3 separate regions of the Homo sapiens genome follow, and all the other regions are linked to region 2. Evidence: chromatin loops called from intact Hi-C (ENCODE). Cell type or tissue: dorsolateral prefrontal cortex. All regions are shown on one strand. Region 1 holds the start of TJP1 (tight junction protein 1). Region 2 has its middle 120 kb from the start of TJP1. Region 3 has its middle 7.2 kb from the start of LCIIAR.

The links. A loop is a pair of places that touch in the nucleus more often than their neighbours do. Peaks named below come from ENCODE experiments on the same cell type or tissue, not always from the same donor. Only the 100,000 strongest peaks of a DNase experiment are listed, where the experiment ranks them.
Region 1: it touches region 2 in a loop (2.5-fold over the local background); 42 of 110 quality-filtered maps call a loop at or near these places.
Region 3: a loop joins it to region 2, with 5 times the contacts of the local background. A loop is called at or near these places in 41 of 110 quality-filtered maps.

Annotation. Positions count from the first base shown.
Region 1 is chr15:29,817,395-29,825,394 of GRCh38, forward strand. It overlaps TJP1 (tight junction protein 1), which reads right to left and starts at 5,074. Exons shown (of 28, transcript NM_001330239.4): 1 at 4,608-5,074. The coding sequence starts at 4,634. LOC124903451 (a long non-coding RNA gene) reads left to right here and starts at 7,114. Exons shown (of 2, transcript XR_007064546.1): 1 at 7,114-7,222; 2 at 7,990-8,000. In dorsolateral prefrontal cortex, CTCF peaks have their summits at 4,188 (motif pointing right) and 5,379; DNase peaks (open chromatin) are centred at 4,177, 4,817, 4,937 and 5,517; H3K4me3 peaks cover 5,114 bases; H3K27ac peaks cover 6,167 bases.
Region 2 is chr15:29,934,043-29,942,042 of GRCh38, forward strand. It overlaps a transcript of TJP1 not described here. Among named protein-coding and RNA genes, the nearest start is that of TJP1, 120 kb to the left of the region's middle. RefSeq lists an enhancer at 1-1,129. In dorsolateral prefrontal cortex, CTCF peaks have their summits at 4,868 (motif pointing left), 5,067 and 6,963; DNase peaks (open chromatin) are centred at 1,839 and 5,100; H3K27ac peaks cover 8,000 bases.
Region 3 is chr15:29,663,731-29,671,730 of GRCh38, forward strand. It overlaps a transcript of ENTREP2 not described here. Among named protein-coding and RNA genes, the nearest start is that of LCIIAR, 7.2 kb to the right of the region's middle. In dorsolateral prefrontal cortex, CTCF peaks have their summits at 4,550 (motif pointing right) and 4,767; DNase peaks (open chromatin) are centred at 841 and 4,521; H3K4me3 peaks cover 676 bases; H3K27ac peaks cover 2,371 bases.

The DNA.
Region 1 (8,000 bases), 120 kb before region 2:
TAGTTCAACCATTGTGGAAGATAGTATGGCAATTCCTCAAGGACCTAGAACCAGAAATACCATTTGACCCAGTAATCCCATTACTGGGTATATACTCAAAGGAATATAAATCATTCTCCTATAAAGACACATGCACACATATGTTTACTGCAGCACTATTTACAATAGCAAAGACATGGAACCAACCCAAATGCCCACCAATGACAGATTGGATAAAGAAAATGTGGTACATATATACACCATGGTATACTATGCAGCCATAAAAAAGAATGAGTTCATGTCCTTTGCAGGGACACGGACGAAGCTGGAAGCTATCATCCTCAGCAAACTAACACCAGAACAGAAAACCAAACACCACATGTTCTCACTCATAAGTGGGAGTTGAACAATGAGAACACATGGACACAGGGAGGGGAACATCACACACCAGGACCTGGGGCCTGTTACCCGGGTTGGTGGTGGGGGGAAAGGGAGGGAAAGCATTTAGGAAAAATACCTAATGCATGTGGGGCTTAAAACTTAGATGATGGGTTCATAGGTGCAGCAAACCACCATGGCACACGTATACCTATGTAACAAATGTGCACATTCTGCACATGGATCCCAGAACTTAATTAAAAAAAAAAAAGCCCACTGTGCTCCACTTGATACAATAAATCAATTCCTGGGTATCATGTAAATCAGTGTAACAGTAAAAAATGACATAAATCATTTTCATACTTACATTATAATTTCAGATAGCCACAGCGGGCAATACTACTATTCCCGAGACTTAACAAAAACATTTAAGTATTCAGCAAAATCTAATAAGCATATACAATAGCACAATCTTAAATTAAATTTTATTGCTTCCTCCAAAGGAAAACAGCTTGAAAACACAGAAGCCACTGAAACTTCCTTCAGCCACTTTTCTGTGATTCAACCAATGAAATCGTTTCTTAACAATGATTCATACCACTTTCTTACACATTTAAACAATTCTTTGGTGACGCAGAGAACCACCCTAATTCTTGTTTTTCAACTTTCTAATAATCTTAAATCAAATACACCAGTAAACAAAATTCTGACTGCGAACGCAGACGTTTATCACACATATAAAAAACGTTTTTTTCCTTTATTTATTTATTTGAGACAGCGTCTCGCTCTGTCGCCCAGGATGGAGTGCAGTGGTGCGATCTTGGCTCAATGCAACCTCTGACTCCCGGGTTCAAGCGTTTCTCCTGCCTCAGCCTTCCCATTAGGGGGGATTACAGGTGCTCGCCACCAGGCCCGGCTATTTTTTTTTTTTTTTTTTTGTATTTTTAGTAGAGACGGGGTTTCACCATGTTGGTCAGGCTGGTCTTGAACTCCTGACGTCGTGATCCGCCCCTCCTGGCCTCACAAAGTGCTGGGATTACACCGCGCCCGGCCACGTTTTTTCCTTCATTACTTTTTGTTTTTGAGACGGAAGCTCACTTTGTCGCCCAGGCTGTAGTGCAGTGGCCCCGATCTCAGCTCAATGCAACCTCCGCCTTCCAGGTTCAAGCAATTCTCCTTCCTTAGCTTCCCAAGTAGCTGGGATTATAGGCACGCGCCACCATGCCCGGCTAATTTTTGTATTTTTAGTAGAGACGGGGTTTCACCATGTTGGCCAGGCTGGCCTCGAACTCCTGACCTCAAGTGACCCACCCGCCTTTATTACTTCTTTAGTATCATGCACGGAGGATTCTTTTCAATCTAGGTACATACATATTTTTAAGTAGTATTCTACATTTTCTTCTATTTTAGAATTTTTATTGCTCTTTGTCATTTAGATTTCCTTTGATTTTTTTTAGCCTATGAGGCAGAAAACATTTTTAAAAAATGGATAACCAATAGTCCTAGCACCATACATTGAACAAGCCACTTTCTCCAATAGTCTACAATATTATTTTTTACCACATATTCGTAGTTTTCCACCTTGCTGGCTAAATGAACTTAAAAGTTATCGTATCTCTGTGTTTCAATTTCTTCACCAAAAAGTAGAGATAATAGTTCACTTCATAGGGTTACTGTGAGAATTAAATAAATTGAGCACTTAGAACAATACCTGACATGCAATAATACTGATGATCATAATTACTAAAAGCCCATAAATGCACAGATGTTTCTGGACCTCCCTGGTTCCTGAACTGACGGGCTGCTTTAAATGACTGTGAATTTCTAACAAGTTTCCTGATACGGCCTTCTTTTTCCAAAATTTTGTCGCTATCATTTTATCATGTAGGTTTTCTTATCAATATGTCAAGTTTTCTACAATACAACACTAGAAGACACTGACTTGGGGAAAATTAGTAAATTCTACAACAGTGACTGTCTCCATCCAGAAAATACATTGTTTCATCTCGTTTATTCAGATCTCACTTTATGTCCTTCATTAAGATTCCAGTAGCTCACCAATATTTGTTATATTTATTTCTAGGTAGTCTTTTTAGAGAAACATTTAGTAGTATATATCAGAATTTAAACTGCACATAGCCTTTGCCTCGGTAATTCCATTTTTAAGAATCTGATATACAGTAATATATGTGTACAGATATAAAAAGGCTACTATTCCAAGAACAAAATCCTGGAAACAAATGTCTATCAAGAAAGCAAAGATAATCTAAACAGCAGCATATTCATAGGATGACAAACTATTCAACCATTATAAAGAAAACCGAATCAAAAGCACTGGCTTATTAGACAAGAGTTTCCCAAACTATCATGCTAAAACAGTAACAGCGAGCTTCCAAATTAATGTTGCCTTTTTTTTTTTTTTTTTCCAAACTGAAAGGAGGGTGGGGAAAACAAACGCATCATATGTAAAGCACTGAGTCCAGCCTGGCTCTTAGTAAGCATTTTAATCACCTTCAAAAATTAAATGTGACTTACGGAAACAGGTCACTGAATATTATTTCATTTCACTTATTCATTTATGGCCTGTTTTGCTCTATATAAAATTCTGAAGTGGCTCCATAATACAGCATCTTAAAAAAAAGCTTTCAACTTGCCCTTTACTCGCAAATGTTTACAATGCAAAAAAGTCCCTACAACGTAATATTTAACGAGTGATGCTTTTCAATATGCCATACAAATCTCAATACTATAATTCAGGAGAAGTACTCCTCCTACCTTACTGTGGCAATCCATTGAAAACGTATTTCTCTCCATACTTGAAATAACCTCTTAAAAAGTGTGTTGTCTTGCATATTAAGTACCAGAGATCACACTTCAGGAACAAAGTGACATTCTGTGTAATACGGAAACAAAGCCTTTCCTCCTAGGAAAGAAAGCCCCAGAAAAGACAAATAATGGGAGCTTATTTTAAAACCAAAGCAAAATGTTGCCTTTTATCCTAAATCTCTGGATCAAGTTTTACCTTTAGATTGTTCTTCCTCAATGTAAGGTCAAAAGGTGCAAGTTAAATTTTTCTTAAACGAAGAATACTATATCCCTTAAAACAATCTATTCATTAATAAGTGTAACCGCTAGCTTCTCCCAGCCAGCAAACAAGCTTCTGTGAGAGTTCAAAAGTTTCAGAGGCATAGTATTCCTGCTCCCAGATGTTACGGGTAAGCATTTCAAACAAAAATACACACAGAAAACCACTACCTGCCCAAGTATCTCGATACTATTTGAAGTAATGAATTGATATTCTTTAAAGGGGAGATTTTTTACTCCTCACATTTCTGTATTCCTTTGTTTGAAATAACAAGTACTATTTTATGATGAAAAAATTAATATACAAAATGGGAGGAGCATCCTAGCTGTTTTTCAGGAACTTTGGCTTTTTAATGTAATACACAAGTTAGTTTCAAAGCAATGGGAAAATGCAATAATATTTCAGAGCACATAGGAAAAGTAACAGGAAAAACGTTACTTTTTTCGGCTGAACTCACCGGCCTTTACTAATTTTTAAGTGCTCATCTTATTGTCCATTCGTAGGAATACTTTGTATTACTTGTGAAAGTTTAATTCAAGTTAAATTATTAAATGTTAAAGAGGTTATTTTCAAAGTTACCTTAAATAAGTAATACAGCATGAAAGAAAACCCGACCTACTACGCCTCACAGGCTGAGTGGAGTGTTTTGCAGTCTCAAAGCCTTATCGCTGGCGTGCGCATACCGCAGGGAGTGACATCAGATCGAAACTACAGGGTTTCGCCGGGGACCAACCACTCCTCCAAAGACAGCAGCTCCCGGCCAGCAGGAGGTGGCACCCCAAGCCCCGACCCGCTGAGAGCCGGCTTCCAGCCCCCGAACCCTCACTGGAGCCGAGTTTCTCCGCGAGGGACCTGTTGCGTGTCCCCGCCCTCAGCGAGCCGCAGCCAGGCACAGGCGCCGGCAGCTATGCACCTGCCCAGTACGGCGGCCGGGCGCCCGCAGCCCCCTCCCCGGCCGCCCCCAGTGCGGCCCGCGCCGCCCCCGCCCGAGGGGCTCCCCGCGGCCCGCGGCCCGCGGCCCGCGGCCCCGCGCCAGCCCTGCCCACCCCGCCGCCCCGGGGCCCAGACAGCCGCCAGCGAGGGAGGGCGGGACGCGGGCCAGATGCCGGTGGGCGGGCGGCGACGGTCGGCCCGGTCTGGCCCTGGCGGCCGCGGAGGCGCTCACCTTGGCGGCCGCAGCTCTGGCGGACATCTTGTCTCTCTCCAGCGCCGCGCGAGGCTCCTCGGACCCGAAACTCCGCGGCGCTGGCCCGCCCGCTCCTCACGCCACAGCCCAAATAAACATCTCCCGAGAGCGAGCGGGGCACGGGCGGGGGCGGCCGGAAGGGCCCGGCCCAGGGGGAGGGAATTCAACTCGGACAAAAGTCCGGGAAGCGCCCGCCCCGCCCGGGTCTTCTCCACGGGGCGCGCCCGACCGGCACCTCCCTCCGAGCGCGGCCACCCACTCGGCCTCCCGCAGCTTTCGCAGCCCGGCCACGTCGGCCTCGCCCGGTCGCCCGCCCGTCAGCAGCACCCGTGGCCTCCCGGCGTCTCCTCGGAAGCCGGCTTCGCCACGTAACTTCCCGGGAACCGGCGGCCGCCAAGGAACGCGGCGTCCGCTGGCTCAGCCGGCGCCGGCAACTCAGCGGCCACGCAAACCTGCCGGCCCGGCCCACTGAGCATGCCCGGCCCGGCGGGGGCGGGGCTGGACGAGGCGAGGCGAGGCGAGGCGGGGAGGGGGCGGGGCCGCGGCGGGGGAGGGGGCGGGACGAGCGGCCGGGGTCCCGACCCCAAGCGCGGAAGGAAAAGCCGGGTAACCCAAGTAACTTGGAAGACAGTTTCCGCTGCCGTGCGAGTCTTCCTGTTTGTTTTTATCCAAGGTCTGGCAGAATTCGCCCCCAAGGAGAAAGCGCCTGTGCACCAAAGCTTTCCTTAAGAGACTTGTCCACTTGCTCCTCGACAAGCCACGCACATCATGGGGTGAGCCCCATGCATGAGTGCGGCTGGAAAGGCCGGCAGAGCCGATACCCGACAGTTGTTTCCTTCACTGGGCAAACAGCATGGTCACGGCTGTCACCGCGTGCCTCGGCGTTGTTCCCACGGAAGGCGGAATGCATTTTCTGCAAGGCGCGTCATGGCTTTCATCTCCGAGGAGCTCCGGCAGGGTCAGAAGCGTTGCTCTCGTTCACCGGCGCCGACTGCCAAGGCTGAAACTGGTGATGAGGTCATGGGCACCCGGAGGCAGCAGCCTGAGAAACACCCTAGAGACCTGTGACATCTCGGCCCACACCCCACATTAGACCTCAAGATATATCCAAAGTCTCTTTCCCGCCCATCTAGACAGGAATCTTGAAAAGTTTATTTTTGGCCATCAAGATTGCTGAAATTCTTGTTGACCGAACGGGTCAAGCTGCCCTGCATTCCAATGCTGTCCCTCCAACTCAAAGTTGGGCAGAAAAGGGTGTAAACACGTGCAGTCCATGGTCCAGTTTAATCAGCCACTACACAAACTTCCCACAATGTTGACGGCTTTGCTAAACACCAAGGAACATGGTAAGAAACCAATCCTAGACTCACTAATCTACACTTGTAAATGTAAAGGTCTTCAAAAAATGCCAGAAATCCTTAGTAACATCAATGATAACATCTTTAAAGTATCTGGTATAGTGCCACAACCGGCACAGAAGAAATGGAAGAAATCATAAACATCAGGCTTTAGACAATGGTTTTCTCTTTAGAATTCAACTGTATGAAAAGAACAAATTTAACAAAGAAGTATGTGTAGGTGATACATAAGTATCAATTAAGGCTTCGAAGTGCCACACATCTTGCAACCCAAAGCTGTCTGAACCAGAAAAGAGCCTTCTGCAAACCAAACCCTTATTCCTTTTTGTTCTTCATAAAAATGGTTGAAGTCATTTTTGTTTTAAAGTCATGTTGTAATTGTTTTGCTTTTGGACAAAGTATTATTTATTCTTTTAAGAATTGTGGGCCAGGCGTGGTGGCTCACGCCTGTAATCCCAGCACTTTGGGAGGCCGAGGCGAGCGGATCACGAGGTCAGGAGTTTGAGACCAGCCTGGCCAATATGGTGAAACTCCGTCTTTATTAAAAATACAAAAATTAGCCTGGTGTGGCGCGTGCCTGTAGTCCCAGCTACTCGGGAGGCTGAGGCAGAAGAATCACTTGAACCCAGGAGGCGGAGGTTGCAGTGAGTCCAGATCGTGCCACTGTACTCCAGCCTGGGCAACCAGCAAGACTCTGTCTCAAAAAAAAAAAAAAAAAAAAAAAAAAAAAAAAAAAATGGTGGCCAGGCGTAGTTGCTCACGTTTATAATCCCAGCACTTGGGGCCGTGCGCAGTGGCTCAAGCCTGTAATCCCAGCACTTGAGAGGCCAAGGCAGGCAGATCACTTGAGGTCAGGAGTTCGAAACCAGCCTGGCCGACATGGTGAAACCCCATCTCTACTAAAAATAGGAAAGTAGCCGGGCATGGTGACAGACGCCAGTAATGCCAGCTATTCAGGAGGCTGAGGCAGGAGAATCGCTTGAACCCGAGAGGCGGAGGTTGCAATGAGCTGAGATCATGCCATTGCACTCCAGCCTGGGCAACAAGAGCGAAACTCCGTCTCAAATCATCATCATCATCATCATCATCATCATCATCATCCCAGCACTTTGGGAGGCCAAGACCAGAGGATTCTTTGAGGCCAGGAGTTTGAGACCAGCCTGGGAAACAGTGAGACCCCATTAAAAAAAAAAAATTGTGATTAAATTTCTTCATATGCAAACACCATTTAAAAAGGTTTGGGAAGTATTTTTTAATTTTAAAAGGTGGTGATGAAAGACCTTTCACATTATCTTTACCATTTAAGAAGATGTGCAATTGCATAAGCTGCCTAGAACTAGGTGTGGTGTCTTTAATAGCACCTAAATCTAGAGACACTATCTACAAATGCACTGACATTTTTCACTTTTCCTTATTTGTCACTTTTACAAGTTGCCCAATGTGTAATTTAAATGCTAGATTGCAACTATTTGTCACTAATTAAAAATAGTTATATATTTAACAGTTTTATCTTTGCCATGGTTTAAAAAATGAAATCAAACAAAAATATTTCATCTTGAAAATATTATTCTTTAAAAATTATATTTAGTATTTCAGTGACTAATAGTATCACTTTAAAATTTTTCAGTGGTATTTTTAATATCTAAATTAAACTTCATAAAGTCTGTTCTTTAAATAAACAAGAGAAGGCTTTTATCATCTGTAAAATAAAGGTAAAACTGTTGCCAACAATTAAAAACAAAGCTTTATTCCTGCAGTTTATTTTTTAGGTAGGTGCTTTGACAACAAGTGGAAAGTATAAAGAATAATCTGAAAGAATCACCCATTTAACAATTAAAGAGTTTATCCATGGAACACCAAAAAAGTATTTTCTGACTTTTATGCTTACACACGCATGTCATCATAGCTCCTCTAGATCAATATGGGAAGAAATACAAGTTAATTAAGGATTCTCATTTAGAGTTACTATAATGTTTAACCACAAATCTCTTTCGATTGTACAGATTTATCTTAT
Region 2 (8,000 bases):
ATTATGTCTTTGCTTCAACTCACCCATGACATGAGAACCAATACTGGTATTTGGGTGAAGCTTCAAAACAACTGAAACTATGGGGAATGTTTCAAACCAGTTAAGCACTGACATAAATGACTGAGAAACTCCGGTTTCCTTAAAATAAGCAAAATATTCATTTGTTTTGATATTATTTTTTGATGATACAAGTGTCCATCTGTAGTAGCTAGTCAATAAATATTGGTTCATGCTACCTGTACTGAATGTTTCTGTGCTACATGGTCAATTGCATAATTGCCAGTTTAAGGTACAGCATTAAGAGCAAAACAATTCACGGTGAAATACCCCACCCATGTTTTCCTACACATCTGTGATTCAACAAGGAATGTAATGATTCACAGTATTGGCATTAAGTTTATATTGAGGTTGCCCTTTTGTAACTGAGAAGTAGGGCTGGGTTGTCACTGTGATCTTCCCAATCCCTTCCACATCCAAACCCTCACTTCCCTTCTCAGCCCCACTTTGAATGACGCCAAGTTAAAACACTAATGTAGACATCCTCTGTCATAAAGCCAACAAACCAGAGAAACAAGAATGCTTATTGACCTCCTTCCTTAACTACTTCTTAAAAAGGGATCTAAAATTTATGAGTAATAAAATTCTAAAAAGAACATTTACCTTCTATGTGTATGCATAACTAAAGCCTACAACTGAAATATTTGGAACTTCTAAAGTAGTTTTCAACTTCAAATACAAACTTATATTAGAGACAAAAGCCATTAGCTTTGCTATGAGTAGTGTGAAGGGTTGATGTGACTTGAGGAAGCAAAGTTTGCAAAGATTTTCATTTGACTGTAGATTTACAAAATGTTTAACAATTTCAGTTCCTGAAATAGTCAATATAGGTTAAAATAAATTAGTAAGTTAAATGTGGAAGTCTTTAAGGTAATAACAAAGCAAGGCCATCAGAGGGAAACTGAGAATTATCTCTCTCAAATATCTGGAGAGTGACTGTCAAAATCAAGTCACAAAGAAATTACTACATTCACATTATTCCGTGTTCCACAGATGTTTCTTCTATTGCTCACATGAACTCTTTTCTCTTTGCTTTCACACTCACCAGTAACACTTGTAGATCTCCTAGGTCATTTGAACATTTAGCATTCAACTCTTTGATCAGTTCAAACTGCCTCCACAGAACATCTTTTTCTTTCAAGCGTTCCTTATTCTCAAAATGTTCCTTGAATTTCAACCAAATTTAAATTCCTTACATTTACCTTCTAAACTTTGTATTCACCTCCTCTGTTCCAATAAACAGGAACAACTCTCTAAGCCCTTGTGTCTTGTAGCAACCATTGCCAGGCATTTTCTTAAAATTCTTACACCTCCCTTGAGGTGCTGGTAGCTTTAGAAATGTCGCCGGAGCAGCATGAAATTAGCCATGACTAGGACAGGACAGTCAGGAATTGCTGAAGACTCTCATGCCTGCTTCACCACCTATGGTCATTACAAAGGACTTCAAAATTCCTGGCTTTTCCAGTCCTGGAATGACCCTGATCCCTGCCCCATTCCTATAGCACAATCCCAAAACCATACATGGTCTTTCTCACCACAGTTCCCCTGCCAATCTCTTAAATGCTCACATCTAATGCTTAGGCCAAGGCTCTTGTGTTGCACAAGAGGTCCCCTACACCCCCGTTCCTGCTGACTTCACCTCCTTGCATCAACAATCTGGTCTCCTGGGCCATCATTTCAATCACCCTCTCACCTTTAATCACAACTATTTCCTTCCTTTGTCTTTCTCCACATACCACCCTTCAAAACCAGCAGTGCCAGCTCTCCACTGCCACCCCCAGGCAGATGTGCTTTGCTGGAGAGAGTGACACCAGACTGGCCCTGGTACAGTCCTCAACATGTTCCTAGCCAGGGTTCCCTCTCCTTTTCTGGTCCTCAGCAGCAATCCTACATCATCACCTCTCTGTAGCATCCCCACCTTCTCCCTCTTCCTCAACTGGCAATCTCAATGCCCACTCAGGGAATGAAACTACCTCCCAACCCCAAACTGGTCTCTATATGAGTTCCCTCCTCGCTGGGGGTTTCCTCCCTCCTATGCGCTAGAGTCCATCCATCTGTCCCATCCCTACAGCACCAGGGCCCTCCATTCTCCCTTTCCCTCTGGTATCTTCGAAGACTCTCCACAGCCATCTAAAGATACTCAACACTCTCCCACTTAAAAAAAATGGCACATGTTAAAAATTAAAGACTTCTATAGAGAACATTAACACGCCACTAAATACTGAATAGAGTCGTCCAGTCAGTCTTCATCATCTAGCTCCTCTATGTTGCCAGCACCTGTCAGTGCCTGCCTTCCCCGGTCCAGCCTGTTGTAGACATTGTGCTCATTCCTTGTTTCTTGTTTCTTCAGCCCCAGAACCTTCCTAAGCCATCCTGACCAAGCCTTTGGGCTTCCTGTGTCTGCATCTACAGGGCCACCCGCCGGCTCTCCAAACTGAGGCTTTCTTCCCCACATCTGCAGTTCTGATTGCTCAACTCTTGGCTTGGTTTCAGATTAGTACTCCAGGTGCTGCAGTCTGACTAAACTCCCACTTACTGCACTCATGTCCAATCAGTGTCCTGACAAGACACCAGCTCCTTTTCCCTGGGGGTACAAACCTTATCTCAATCCCGCAAATTATTAGGGGTCCCCGTGCTCCCAAATTCATGTCACTACCACTAACTAGTGGAATGAAGTACTGTTATTGCTTACAGACCGCTCTACTGGGTTCATAAGATCCACCTTGGGTTTATCAAGTTCCCTTAGAAAATATATTTAGAACGCTGGCAGCCCAGTGGAGTCCAGCTACACAGCTCGGCGCGTTTACCCTGGGATCCCTTGTTTCTTGTTTCCTTTCATTTCCTTCTCCAACCAATTTCCCATCATACCTATGGGCAAACACCCATGTTATAACAAGCAATTCATTAACTACTTATTTTAAGTTATGGTGAAGTGTTATAACCATAATATTTATAAGTGTTATGAAATTTATAAGTTCTGAAATTTACACAATTCTTTCAGTGGTTAGCAAACCATACTACTATTATAGACTCTATTATATTTCATAACCACATATTATACACAACATGAGAAGATCTCTGTTTAAGAGTCCCACCTATGGTATTTGTAAAACCATTCAATCAGGCAAAAACAAATTAAAAAAGTAATATCAGATAGTAATACACTAGAAAACCAAACCTTGAACAAACATTTGGGGATCCCCAGGCTTACAAATGTATTGGTTTCTATTGGGTAAAGTCTTGGCTTTCTCATTTTATATCATTTAAACAAAGGAACTGAAAATTATATTTTAAAATAAAAACCATAATCTAAAACTAATCTAAGAAAATACTGAGAAAAAATAGCAGTAAATTTATATATTTTATCTTCTGTAATGAAAACTAAGGGGAAAAAGGCATGCTAAAAGCAACTAGTTCTAAAGTAACTTCATGAATGTACCACACAGAATACTTAACAGCTTTAAAAAGCAGTTATGAAATGCCCATTTGAACATCAGATGCCACGGACAGAACAAGTATCCAACCTAAAGCAGACAACACGGACCCACTCAAAGATATGCAGTGACATGCAGAGTCGTACTTCACACAATCCTCATTTGGAGAATGAGTCAAGAAGGGCAGCAGCGCGACCCTCCAGGCTTTTCCAAAATGACCCTCCTGATAACTGAGGAGCTCCAGCTGGGCTGTTCTTTTGCCCTGGTTCAAAATATACCTAGATGTGGAAAAGTACAAAGGCAAGCATTTCCCATCCACTAGAAAAGAAGTTCAATTATCAAATGCTAAATCTAGGTTACACTAAAAAAAATTAGATGAATTAAAATGTGGCCTGCCTCAAAGCAAGAGCATGTCTTACCAATCTTACTGTATCTCACTTAACATACTCAAGAGGAAAAGAAATTGAAGCATTTAAGTAGTCCATCTTCAACATTCTGCTGTGAATACAGGACCTGTAATATGCTTGTTCTACTTGACATATAAAAAGAATCACATTTATGTGGAAGCCTAAGGTTAAAACAGGTTTTTAAAATGTAAACAGCAGTAACATGAATGTATTGAATTACGTAAATCCCAAAACTTTTCATGCCACAATGGTATGGGAAGGTCGGTGACTGACTCACCTAAATAAAATGCAGTAAGTCAAAGTATATAGTTAGAGCAAAAGGAAAAAGATAAAAACATTTTAAAAACTAATTTATGGTTTTAATTCTCTATAATAAATCTTTTAAAAATTAATACACAGTAGAAAATGGAGAAACAAAGTTAATAAATGCTTACAAAGATGGCTTATGTTATATTAAACATGAAAATGATATCAAAGCATAATTATGAAATCGTCAAAAATCACGTTTGTAGTACAAGTTTACAGCTAGTTTTAAACAAAGAATTTTGACCAATTACTTGCAGAAAGTAAACAAGAAAAAAAGCTTGACTTCTTTCTGACAGCACGGAAGTCCTTATAAAACAGAGCACTATGTCATTCGACTACCACCCCCCAGTTATCACAGTTCTTGGTATATAAATCACCTTCGAATAAGCACAGGGTGTCTGAAATTTCCACTCTGCCCTAAGTAACACCATTCAAAATATCAATTGCTTCCAGCAATTCGAACAATGAAAATAACTTTAAATTGGAAAGATTATCCCACTTTCATCTCCACATTAAAGTCCATCCATCATAAATTTAAGTAGAGTTATGGTGGGCAAGACGTAGCAAGAATGAAATAAAGTATTTTAACCACAAGAGACCCAAACAGGACTTGGCAACGCTTCCTAACTGCACACGCTAGAAAGCCCTGCCCCCATGTGGCTGAAAGTCTTGCACAGCTGGCCAGCTTGCCCTGGGGCATAAGGGAGAAGGTTCATCCCCGAAATTGCCATGTTAAATGCCCACTTCTGGCTGTTGGAAGATTTAGGATACCATCTACTAAGCAGAAAGGATACCTTTTTCCCAGGCTCAGTGTCTTGGACAATGTGAACACACAACTAATAACTGCTGGATTATGGAGACAACAGCTTGTGTCTGCATAATGCCTTATGTAAGGTTCCCTCCCACGGATGCAGCAAACACGGAACATTCAAGTTCTGAGATGATGCTGAGGCTCAATTTAAATGGCATCTTTCCTGCTCTCAACTCTACTTTCCTGGTAATGCTTCATGACATACGATCTTTTAGTCATTATTCCTAAATAATAGTGCCCTGTCAGTACTGGGGGCAAAGGACGCATCTTGGCACTTGGAGCTTTTGCTATTCTCTCTCCACCTGGTACACACTCTGCAGTCTGTGACCCTCCATTTCCACCTCCAGCTGCCTGGAGTCTCTCTGCGAATGCTTCAATTCCCTCTGGTTCACAGCCCAAACCAGAGCCTACACCTGATTTACCATTAGCCATTTCCCAAGCCTGTACTCTGCTCCCCAACCCCTAGCACAGGCTCAGTGACTCTGAAGGTGAAAGCTGGCAGCAATGCTGGTGAGTCATAAGAGAAGGCAAGGAAAAATACCACCCAGCTACACACCATGTGCTATGGTCAGAATGTCTGCATCCTCCAAAATTCATTTGTTGAAATCCTAACCACAAAAGTGATGGTATTAGGAGGTGGGGCCTTTGGGAGGTGATTAGGTGCTGGGCTGGAGCCCTCATGAATGGGATTAGTGCCCTTACAAAAAAGGCCTAAGAGAGCTTGTTTGCCCTTTCACCATGTGAGGACTCAATGAGATGATGTCTGTCTACCAGGAAGTGGGCCTCCCCAGACACCAAATCTGCGATGGCCTGATCTTGGTCATCCCAGACTCCAGAACCATGAGAAATAAACTTCTGTTGTTTATAACCCCCCAACCCCCCAGTTTATGATATTATGTTATAGCAGGCAAAAAGCATTAAGACACCATGCACTTGAATAACAAACTCTGGAAATAGAGCCACTGTCAAGCCTATTAGTGACTCTCATTGTGAGACTTCCAGAATAAGCAGGCCGTAAGATATTCTGGGGGAAGACTGGGTGGGGTTTATGACAGCATCCAAGTCAGGTTCGGAGGAATGGGCCTTCCTCTAACCTACAAAGTCATAACTAGAAAGAACTTAACTATAGCATTCACTTCTCCACCTGCCATAGGAAAGAAAAGAGTAAATCATAGGGGAGACAAAGTGATTCCTTTCCTCTTGGTTTATAAAGCCTGCCCAGAGCCAGCACACAGAGCGTGTGCCCATGTCACAGGTGGCCCTCCCCTTCTGCACCAGGTACACAGTCAGGCCTCACGAAACATTAGCTACTACAAAATGTAGGACTTACCCAAAAAAGAACATGTGTAGAGATAGAAAACAACATATTCTGAAATGTCCATTTTTCATTCTAATGCTCAGCAGTCATATAATAACCAGATGAACTAAGCTGCTTTCATTTAGACTTTTGGGAACAGAATGGTATCTGTTTCAAGACAAATACAACCAATTTTCTATCTATACTTGAAATTACGTGTGTGTGCATACAGACAGATTCACTATGTTATTTATATGTTCCTCAGGGATGATTTACTGTTCCATAACAAACGTGGTGATCAAATGATTCTAATCACTGACTGAAAAGTAATGAAATAATCTAAGATCATCTCTGAAAAGCTGAAGCAGATCCATATTAGATAAAAAAGAATGACTTCCATAAATCGACTCATTCAACACACAGGAAAGCATTCTATCTTTATATTTCTGTATTTTTCAACCTCCTCTGGCCTGCTTGCCACCCCACTGCCCATGGCCTATGTCACCAATCACCTCCAAGTGACCCCCACCCTCGCCCCTGCCCCGATGACCACCATAACCACAGCACCCAGAGATGAGTCCACTGCACTGTGCCACTTTCACAGATGGGGGAGGAAGAGAGCTGTAACTGTCAGAAATACATGAAAACTGTCAAAAATACATGCCATCAGCTCTGGAGATTTTGAAGCACTGATGTCTCTCTGTTCTGTGAATGTATTAAAAAAAAATTACATTATCCCTCCTTTCAAGGTTAGCAAAAATAAAAGATGAACTCTACTTCCACCTCTGCAAATGACCTCCTACGACCGCAGGCAGGCCCACGCTGCCTTTGCCTTCCCCACCTGCTTGAGGCCACACACATCTCCGTGGACCACTCCTCCCTTCCAGAAACTCCCCTGTTCGCTTCTTCAGCCTCTACCCAGGAGTTTCCTTTGCTGGCCCCTCGCCTTCTGACTGCCTATGCACTGGTGAGGTTCCCTGGCCCTGCCTTAGTCCTCTCTCTGTTCACAAAACCATCCTAGCAGTAAAATCCTTTTTCCCAAATAAAATGGTCTGTGCTCCTCACCCTCCAGTAGAACAGATAAAAGCAGAGCTACTCTGGCTGAAGGGGGGAAGGAGGCTTGAGGCCACCCTCATGGGGCATCTCTACAGACCTCTAGGGTTGGGAACCACCAGCAGTTTCCTTCAACCAGCTGGTGTGAGCTCCATCTCCGGTCCCCCCTCTGCCCCCTCAACACCTCCCCACTTTTTGCCCAACAAAGTCATATGAGTCCTTCCAGATCCAGTTTCCCAGCCACCTTGTTTGTGATTCTTTATGTACAAAGTAGCTTTGAGCACTTCGTTATCCCCCAAGGCACTCTGCACCGCCTCCACCATTGTACACGTATCACGTGTTTGTTTACATTTTTGCCGGCTCCACTAGATTGTGACCATTTTAAAGGCAGACAAGATGATGACAATGGCGTGCATGCGTGTATGTGTTTGCATGTGATGGGACAGGGGAGTCTCAGATGAACCTAAAGTTAGGCTTAAACTGCTCTGGGTGTGAGGCTGGTGCACTGGTCTGCATGAAGAGGCCGTGAGGAGGGAAGCGACTGGAGAAATGGGGAGGAGAGGTGGCTGCGGTCTCCATGCCCGCCCACCAGAGCTGCGTCTCAGCCCTAGACAGAGAGGGTCAAGCAAAATCCA
Region 3 (8,000 bases), 270 kb before region 2:
GAGAGATAGCATTAGGAGATATACCCAATGTAAATGCCAAGTTAATGGGTGCAGCACACCAACATGGCACATGTATACATATGTAACAAACCTGCACGTTGTGCACATGTACCCTAAAACTTAAAGTATAATTAAAAAAAATACAAAATTAGCTGCGCATGATGGTGTGCGACTGTAATCCCAGCTACCTGAGAGGCTGAGGCAGGAGAATCACTTGAACCCAGGAGGCAGAGGTTGCAGTGAGCCGAGATCGCGCCATTGCACTCCAGCCTGGGCAACAAGAGTGAAACTCCATCTCAAAAAAAAAAAAAAAATAGCATGGGGGTATGAAGCCTCATATTTTGATAATAAATTGCTCCCAGCATATATTACAATCTGATGCATTCTTAAATGTGAATTCCTTTGTGCTATAAACGTTAAGTGCCTCATTTTCTCAATGCTGTGAGCTTTTAATTCTGCAGCATGGCTCTGTGACTGTGATTGTGAGTAGGGACGGCTGTGTTGATGTGCATGTGGTCATTCCACACCTTAAACGTGAGAGGTGCACTCTGGTCTGTGGTCAACAGCTAAATTCCTCTATCTCTTTAAACTTCACTGCACCAAACTGGAGAACCCACAGCTGCTGTTTCCCAATGGGTCTGGGCAGTATTTGAGGCTGGTTTGCAAGCCAACTATAATTTTCTGTAGTGGAAAGAGACTCTTTATTTTTCTCTCTCTCTTTTTTTTTTTTTTTAGCGCTCCTGCGCACTGCCTGATGTTCCCTCCCTGGGCTGGATGCCGACGCTGGGAGACTCGGAAGCCGCGTGTGGAAGATGGCAGTGTGGGTATGGCCTGGGTGCTTGCGTGATGGGGTGGAGGGAGTCATTATCCCCAACACAAACGCGCCCACTGACTCGGACCCGCATTGGACTGTGGGACCTGGGCAGACTCCCTAAAATGTGGGTTTTGTGATAGTTATAACAGCCTGCATTGACTGGTCCTCGGCCAGTCTCAGGGTCTTTGGCAATATTTGGAACTCTCTTGGCCCTTTGTCTTTTGATACTTATCTGGCCAAATTTGGCCTGAATGGACCAAACTTCTGCCTTTTCTGTTTCTGGGCAGGCACTGTTGGGCACTGCCAGAGAGAAATCTCAAAGTCAGATGTTACACTGTCTGGGATGCAGCTGCGCCCAGCAATCCTGGTGTGTCCCCAATCCAACTTTCTCTGCCACCTTCTGGAGTGGCTATTTCAAGTCTCCGGTTTTCTGAAGTCCTTAAGTCTCTCTTTCCACTTCAAAGAGAACATTGCAGTCATCGGTTGGGAACTTGCTCCAAGTGAGGAGCAACTGTGCCCACCCTCCCATCCTCTCCCACACCTGGGGAGTTCATGGCTAGCCCTGCCCTTTGGGCACTGGCTCCCAGCCAGAGACCTCTGCAGGGGCAGTGCCCCATCTCATGCCCTCTCTTTCCTGCACCTTCCTCTCTGCTAGTGCCCTTCTTCTGCGTATCTGGCTGTGTAGGAGAAGTTCTCTATCAGCAGAGCCTAGTTCAACAGTTAAAAAAAAAATTCACCATAGGTTTCATGCCCTGAATACCACTTACAGAGCAGCTGCTGGGTACTTGCAATATAGGCAAAATGCAGATCTTGCTCAACTCTTCTGGTGTCTGTTAACTAGCCATTGCGCTCCCCTAGATAAAATGGCTCTCTCTAGAGGGGTGACACAGATCATTCATGGTGGGTAGCAGACATCAATCGCTACCACTTGTTTTCTTGCTGGTGGTAATGGAGACCCTCCAGGGAACCCTTACACCCCTCTGAATCTCCTCGTGGGAGGAAAACTGGGTTGTGCTCTGAAATGTCGTTAAAGTCATATTTGGAGAGCTGCGCTGACTCTGAGGAGCTGGCTGAGATCTCTTTCTTCCTGAACAGCATGCCAGCTGCCATGCAACCATTCCTCACGCAGGCAGCACAGGGGAAAGCAGGGAGGCCACATCTTGGACTCTAACGTAATGATTTTTTTTCCTGCTTCTGTGGTTAAACACATTTAGAGGACCTGTTTTGAAGGTTCCTATGTTCCTGTCTGCGTTATGCAAATTATAGGCACGTGTATGTTAGGAATGCAAGGAACTTGTTTACATCATCTTTTTTTTTTTTTTTTTTTGAGCCAGAGTCTCGCTCTGTCTCCCAGGCCGGAGTGCAGTGGTGCGATCTTGGCTCACTACAACCTTCGCCTCCCGGGTTCAAACAATTCTTGTGCCTCAGCCTCCTGAGTAGCTGGGATTGCAGGCACACACCACCACACCCAGCTAATTTTTTGTGTATTTTTAGTAGAGATGGGGTTTCACCATGTTGGCCAGGCTGGTCTCGAACTCCTGACTTCAGGTGATCCTCCAGCCTCTGAACCCAAAGTGCTGGGATTACAGGTGTGAGTCACCGCACCTGGCCTACATCGTCTTTTGTGAAAAAAAAAATTATTTATACACTTGAATGTCTAATCAGCGTTTCAAAGGTAACATGCCCAAAACTAAATTCTCAGTATCCCTCCTCCCCAGCCACCTTCATCCCAGCAGGGGTGTCACCAGCAGCTCAGGCCAATGATCCAGCAGTCAGACTTGACTCCGCTCATGCTCTCTCACCCATCTAACCCATCAGCAATATTACTGGGTCTGCTTTCCAAATCCACCCTCATTACACCTCCCCCCACTCACCCCCACCCTCGCCCAGACTGCCACCATGGACAGTTACAGTGGCCTTCTAAAGGTCATGTCTCCCCCATTGTCTTCTCTCCCAAATTCTATTTTCCATAGACAAGCTAGACTATTTTGATCATGAAAATCTCACTGTGCTGCTCCCTGCTTACAATAACCTCCTCTCCCTTATGGAATCAAATCTGAAGTCCTCACCGTGCCTGCACCAGCCCTCCAGCATCCCTGTTTCTTGGGCCTGCCAGGCCAGTCCCCACCTCAGGACTTTTGCACTTGTTATGTCCTCTGCCAAGAAAGCTCTTCCCTGAGTTATCAGTTCCTGGAGTGGCCTTCCTTGACACTGTAGTTTCCCAGGGCTGCTGTAACCATAGACTGGAGGGCATAAACAATAGAAATGTAGTCTCTCACAGTTCCAGAGCCAGAAATCCAAAATCAAGGTGTCTGCAGGGCCACGCTCTCTCGCTCTGAAAGCTCTGAGAAAGAATCTATCTTACTTATCTTTCTCAGCTTCTGGTGGTTCCCATAAACCTGTGATGCTCCTTAGTTTATAGACGCGTCATTCCAATCTCTGCCTCCATTGTCACCTAGCACTCCCACTATGCCTGTGAACCTTCCCTTCTTATAAAGACACCAGTCACACTGGATTAGGGCCCACTCTAATTCACCATGACCTCATGTTAACTTGATTACTTCTGTGAAGACCCTATTTCCAAATAAAGTCACATTCACAGGTGCCAGGTTAGGGCTTCAACATATATTTTCTTTTCTTTTCTTTCCTTTTTTTTTTTTTGAGGCAGAGTCTCACTCCGTCTCCCAGGCTGGAGTGCAGTGGCGGGATCTTGGCTCACTGCAAGCTCTGCCTCCCGGGTTCATGCCATTCTCCTGCCTCAGCCTCCCGAGTAGCTGGGACTACAGGCGCCCACCACCATGCCCGGCTAATTTTTTTGTATTTTTAATAGAGACGGGGTTTCACCATGTTAGCCAGGATGGTCTCAATCTCCTGACCTCATGATCTGCCCATCTTGGCCTCCCAAAGTTCTGGGATTACAGGCGTGAGCCACTGCGCCTGGCCTTTTTTTTTTTTTTTTTTTTTGAGATAGAGTTTCGTTCTTGTCACCTAGGCTAGAGTGCAATGGCGTGTGGTCTCAGCTCACTGCAACCTCTGCCTCCAAGGTTCAAGCGATTCTCCTGCCTCAGCCTCCCAAGTAGCTGGGATTACAGGCGCCTGCCACCACGCCCAGCTAATTTTTGTATTTTTTAAGTAGAGACAAGGTTTCACCATGTTGGCCAGGCTGGTCTCGAACTCCTGACCTCAGGTGATCCACCCACCTCGGCCTCCCAAAGTGCTGGGATTATAGGCGGGATCCACTATGCCCGGCTGTCTTCAACATATGTTTTTGGGAGACACACTTCAATGCATGAAAACATCCTATATCCTATAGATGTAGAGTCGCTATTTGCTCTACATCTTGGCCTGTTTTCTTCACCCCATGTCATTTTCCACTATCTGAAACTATGCCCCAGAGGATAGTGGCAGCTGTCTAAATTAGAATCTCCCTACCCATTCTCCTTAAAACTGTACAGGTGAGCAAGGAGAGAAGACACCCATTGCTCCTGTCTACACCACATCTAGAAGGCAGAGAAAGGAAAAAGTGTCTTAAAAAAGTAATAATAAGGACCCAGCAAGAGAGCACCCTAGCCAATCAATCGTGGAAGAAAAGGGTGTCGTTGATTAAAGAAACTGCCCTTCACTCTAGCAACAGAAGAGGGAGCAGTTGATCTGCACAACCAACAGGCCGCTCGGGCCTCTAGGCCTCCACTGCATTGTCTGCTATTGCCAGTCCGGGGAAACGCAACAGAAATAACCACCACCAATCACAAAGCAGAAAAGGAGAACCATACTTTCCAGCAGATGGCGCCACTTCGGAAAACAGTTTGGTGCGTCCTCAAAAAATTAAACATATAATTACCGTGACCCGGCAATTCCACTCCTAGGTATACCCAAGGCAAATGAAAACATGTCCACATAGACACTTGTACATCAATGTTCCTAGCAATATTACTCCTTAAGAGCCAAAAGATGGAAACCACTCAAACGCCCGTCAACTGATGAATTGGTGAACATGTTGTGGTATATATCGATACAAGAGACTATTTGCGGTAAATAGGGATGCAATACTGATTGATACTACAACATGGATTAACTTTGAAAACATTGCTGGGGCTCGGAAGCTGATGCCCCGAATTTGATGCTTTGTACATGCTGAACTGAAAAAGGAGCTTCAAGGTCTCTCTCCTCCCTCCTGCCCCAAAGCATAGGCTTCTCTGACATTCCCTTATCTGTCTAAAGTCTGGGTCTATGAAAGAAAAACAATCACCTCCAGTCACTTCCCTGAGTTTTCATTAACTGCACCCATATCTCAGAAAGGAAAACTAAAGTCGGTCAACACACCTGGACAGACTTTTGTCACAAACCATTGTCTGCTCTGCAGGCCCAGCAGACTTTACCGCAGACCGTGGTGTGTTCTTCAAGCCCTTTGAATCTTCCCTAGTCATCATTTATTGCCCCTCCCCAGAATTCCTCTTCTCCCGCTCCCATAACTACGACCAGGGAAGATTCAAAGGGCTAAAAATACAAAAATTAGCTGAGCGTGGTGGCACATGCCTGTAATCTCAGCTACTTGGGAGGCTGAGGCATGAGATTTGATTGAACCCGTGAGATGGAGAGGTTGCAGTAAGCCAAGATTGCGCCGCTGAACTCCAGCCTGGGCAACAGAGCGAGACTCCATCTCAAAAAACAAATCAAAACAAAAACAAAAAACAGGTGATTGTGTCATGGGGGCTCTGCCTTTGTGAATAGATTAACCCATTCATGAACTGATGGACTGGTGGGTTAATGGATTAATGTGTTATCACAGAGTGGAATTGGTGGCTTTATAAGAAGAGAAAGAGACATGGGCCAGCATGTTCAGCCCCCTCGCCATGTGATGCCCGGCACCACCTTGGGACTCTACAGAGTCCCCACCAGCAAGAAGCCCTCACCAGATGCAGCCATTCAACCTTGGACTTCCCAGCCTCCAGAAGTGTAAGAAATAAATTTCATTTCTTAGCAATTACTCAGTTTCAAATATTCTATTATATGCAACAGAAAATGGACAGAGAGAGTTCTTAAGGAATTCCCCATCACATCCGAGGCTTATCCAGAGGTGATCCTTGTCTGGTTCCCCAGGAGGCTCCTGGAGGAAAGGAATGGACACTGTCCACCACCCCATTCATTGGATGCAGGGCCCGAAGGGAGGACCTGTGGAGGGTTTTCCAGCGGCTCCCTTAAAAGGAACCTGGAGAGAGGTGATTGAATTACTTCCTCAGTGCATCTTATTTGTTAATGACATGCTCATTTCAATGATCCATGTCATCCCGGTCCCTATTACCATAAATAACGAAGCATTAGCTGTACGTGGCAGTGGCTGTCTGGAGCAGCAAAGAGCCGATCCCACGGTGTGTCTGCCCTGTCAAAATCATGTTGGCTGTGCTTAAAAATGACACTCCAGCCTGTCCCTGCAATCCCCATGCGTTTTCATCATGAGTCAGAACTTCAAGATGCTATTCATTCCGAAGCCATGTCAGCTCAGCTGTCAAGCAAGTTTATCGCATCTTGTATTTATGATAAACTTGAGTGACATGCAGATTTTGAATATCATATTCTAAAGCCATTTTAATCTAGGCTAAATGCAGCCTGTCAAATTCCCCTGTAAGGCAGGATCCATGGTGGGGGCTGGGGACTGAAGGGAGGTGACAGCAGTGCGGTTGGCAGACAGGGGAGAGGGAAGGTAAGCAACAGAGAAAGGTGCCTGGGTTCCCAAACAGGGTTCCAGAGGCAAGTCCACTCTGCCTAGAAGTAAGATGGCTCTGGGGCAGGACGCATGAAGGGTCTCGCCCAGAACAGTGGTTCCAGCGGTGATTCCCAGGGACCTATAGAAACCCTGAAGGGTGGGGAAGCTTGAGTCACAAGATGTTTCAGGCCTTTCGAGGACTAGGTATTTGTGAACACAGGCCAGCCTTGGAAATTGAATATGCTCTCGACTTACAATGCCACCACTTAAGAGGTTGTTGGGCTGGGGGTTACTCATTCAGGGCACTGTTGTCCCTTCTGGGATGAGAAAAGCCAAATTATTACACGCTGAAGCAGATGTGTGGGGCCCGAGGTTTATGCCACCCGGGAACTCTCTTTAAAGAAAATGAAAACAAAAATTGTGGTAGAGAATTGCTCGGGTCCCTCCAAGGAGCCTACACAAAGGGCCTGCAGTGAGGGGTCCCAGTACCCTAGGCACAGAGGACCATGAGCTGCCCAGGGCCTCATGCCTGGGGAAGGCTAAGATGTGAAGCATGGTGATACAATAAGAAACATAGATTTGGTCCTTGTCTCTGTTCCTGGCACAGAGGGCCTAAGACCTTTGGAATCTCTGCAGTGAGAATAATGAATGTTTTTTGTGTACTAATGAGATGACTGGTGGCTGGGAGCCCCTGAACAGCTTCAGGATGAGGGCTGGTCCCAGAAAGACCAAGGCAGGATTAGGAGGTTGGAACTTTCAGCCCCACTCCCCGCAAACCTCCTCTGGGGAGAGGAGACAGGCTGGAGATTGGGTTAATCACCAGTGGTCAATGATTAATGAATCATACCCATGTCATGAAAACTCCCTAAACATTCCTGAACAACGAAGTCTGGAGAACTTCCAGGTTGGCAAACACAGCCATGTGCTGACAGGGTGGCACACCCCGACTCCATGCGGACAGAACCTCCTGGGCTCCGGACCCTTCCAGACCTAGCCCTGGCTGTTCGTCTGTGTCCATGGTAATAAACTGGTAATAGTAAATAAGTGTTTTCTTGGTTTCTATGAGCTGTTCTAGCCAATTATTGACCTGAGGGAGGTGGGGATTGTAAGAACCTCCTGACTTTGTAGCCAAGTCGGACAGAAGTGTAGGTTCTCTGAGTACCTAAGACTTGGGACTGGCGTCTGCGGTGTAGGTGATCTTGTGGGACTGAGCCCTTGAACCTGTTCAATCTGACATTAGTTAGTGTCAGAATTGAATTGAATCATAGGACACTCAGTTGGTACTGAGAACTGGCTGGTGCGGGAAAAAATCCCACATTTGGTGTGAGAAGTGTTTGAGTAAAAACAGCTCAAGCCCATTCTTCATTTCTCAGCAGGGTGGCTTTTGTTTGCTTTGCTGTTCCAACATTTCATTACTCATCTGGGTCCCAATGGGCCTTTATTAAGAAAAGAAACCTTTTAACATAAAAATTGGCTCCAGAT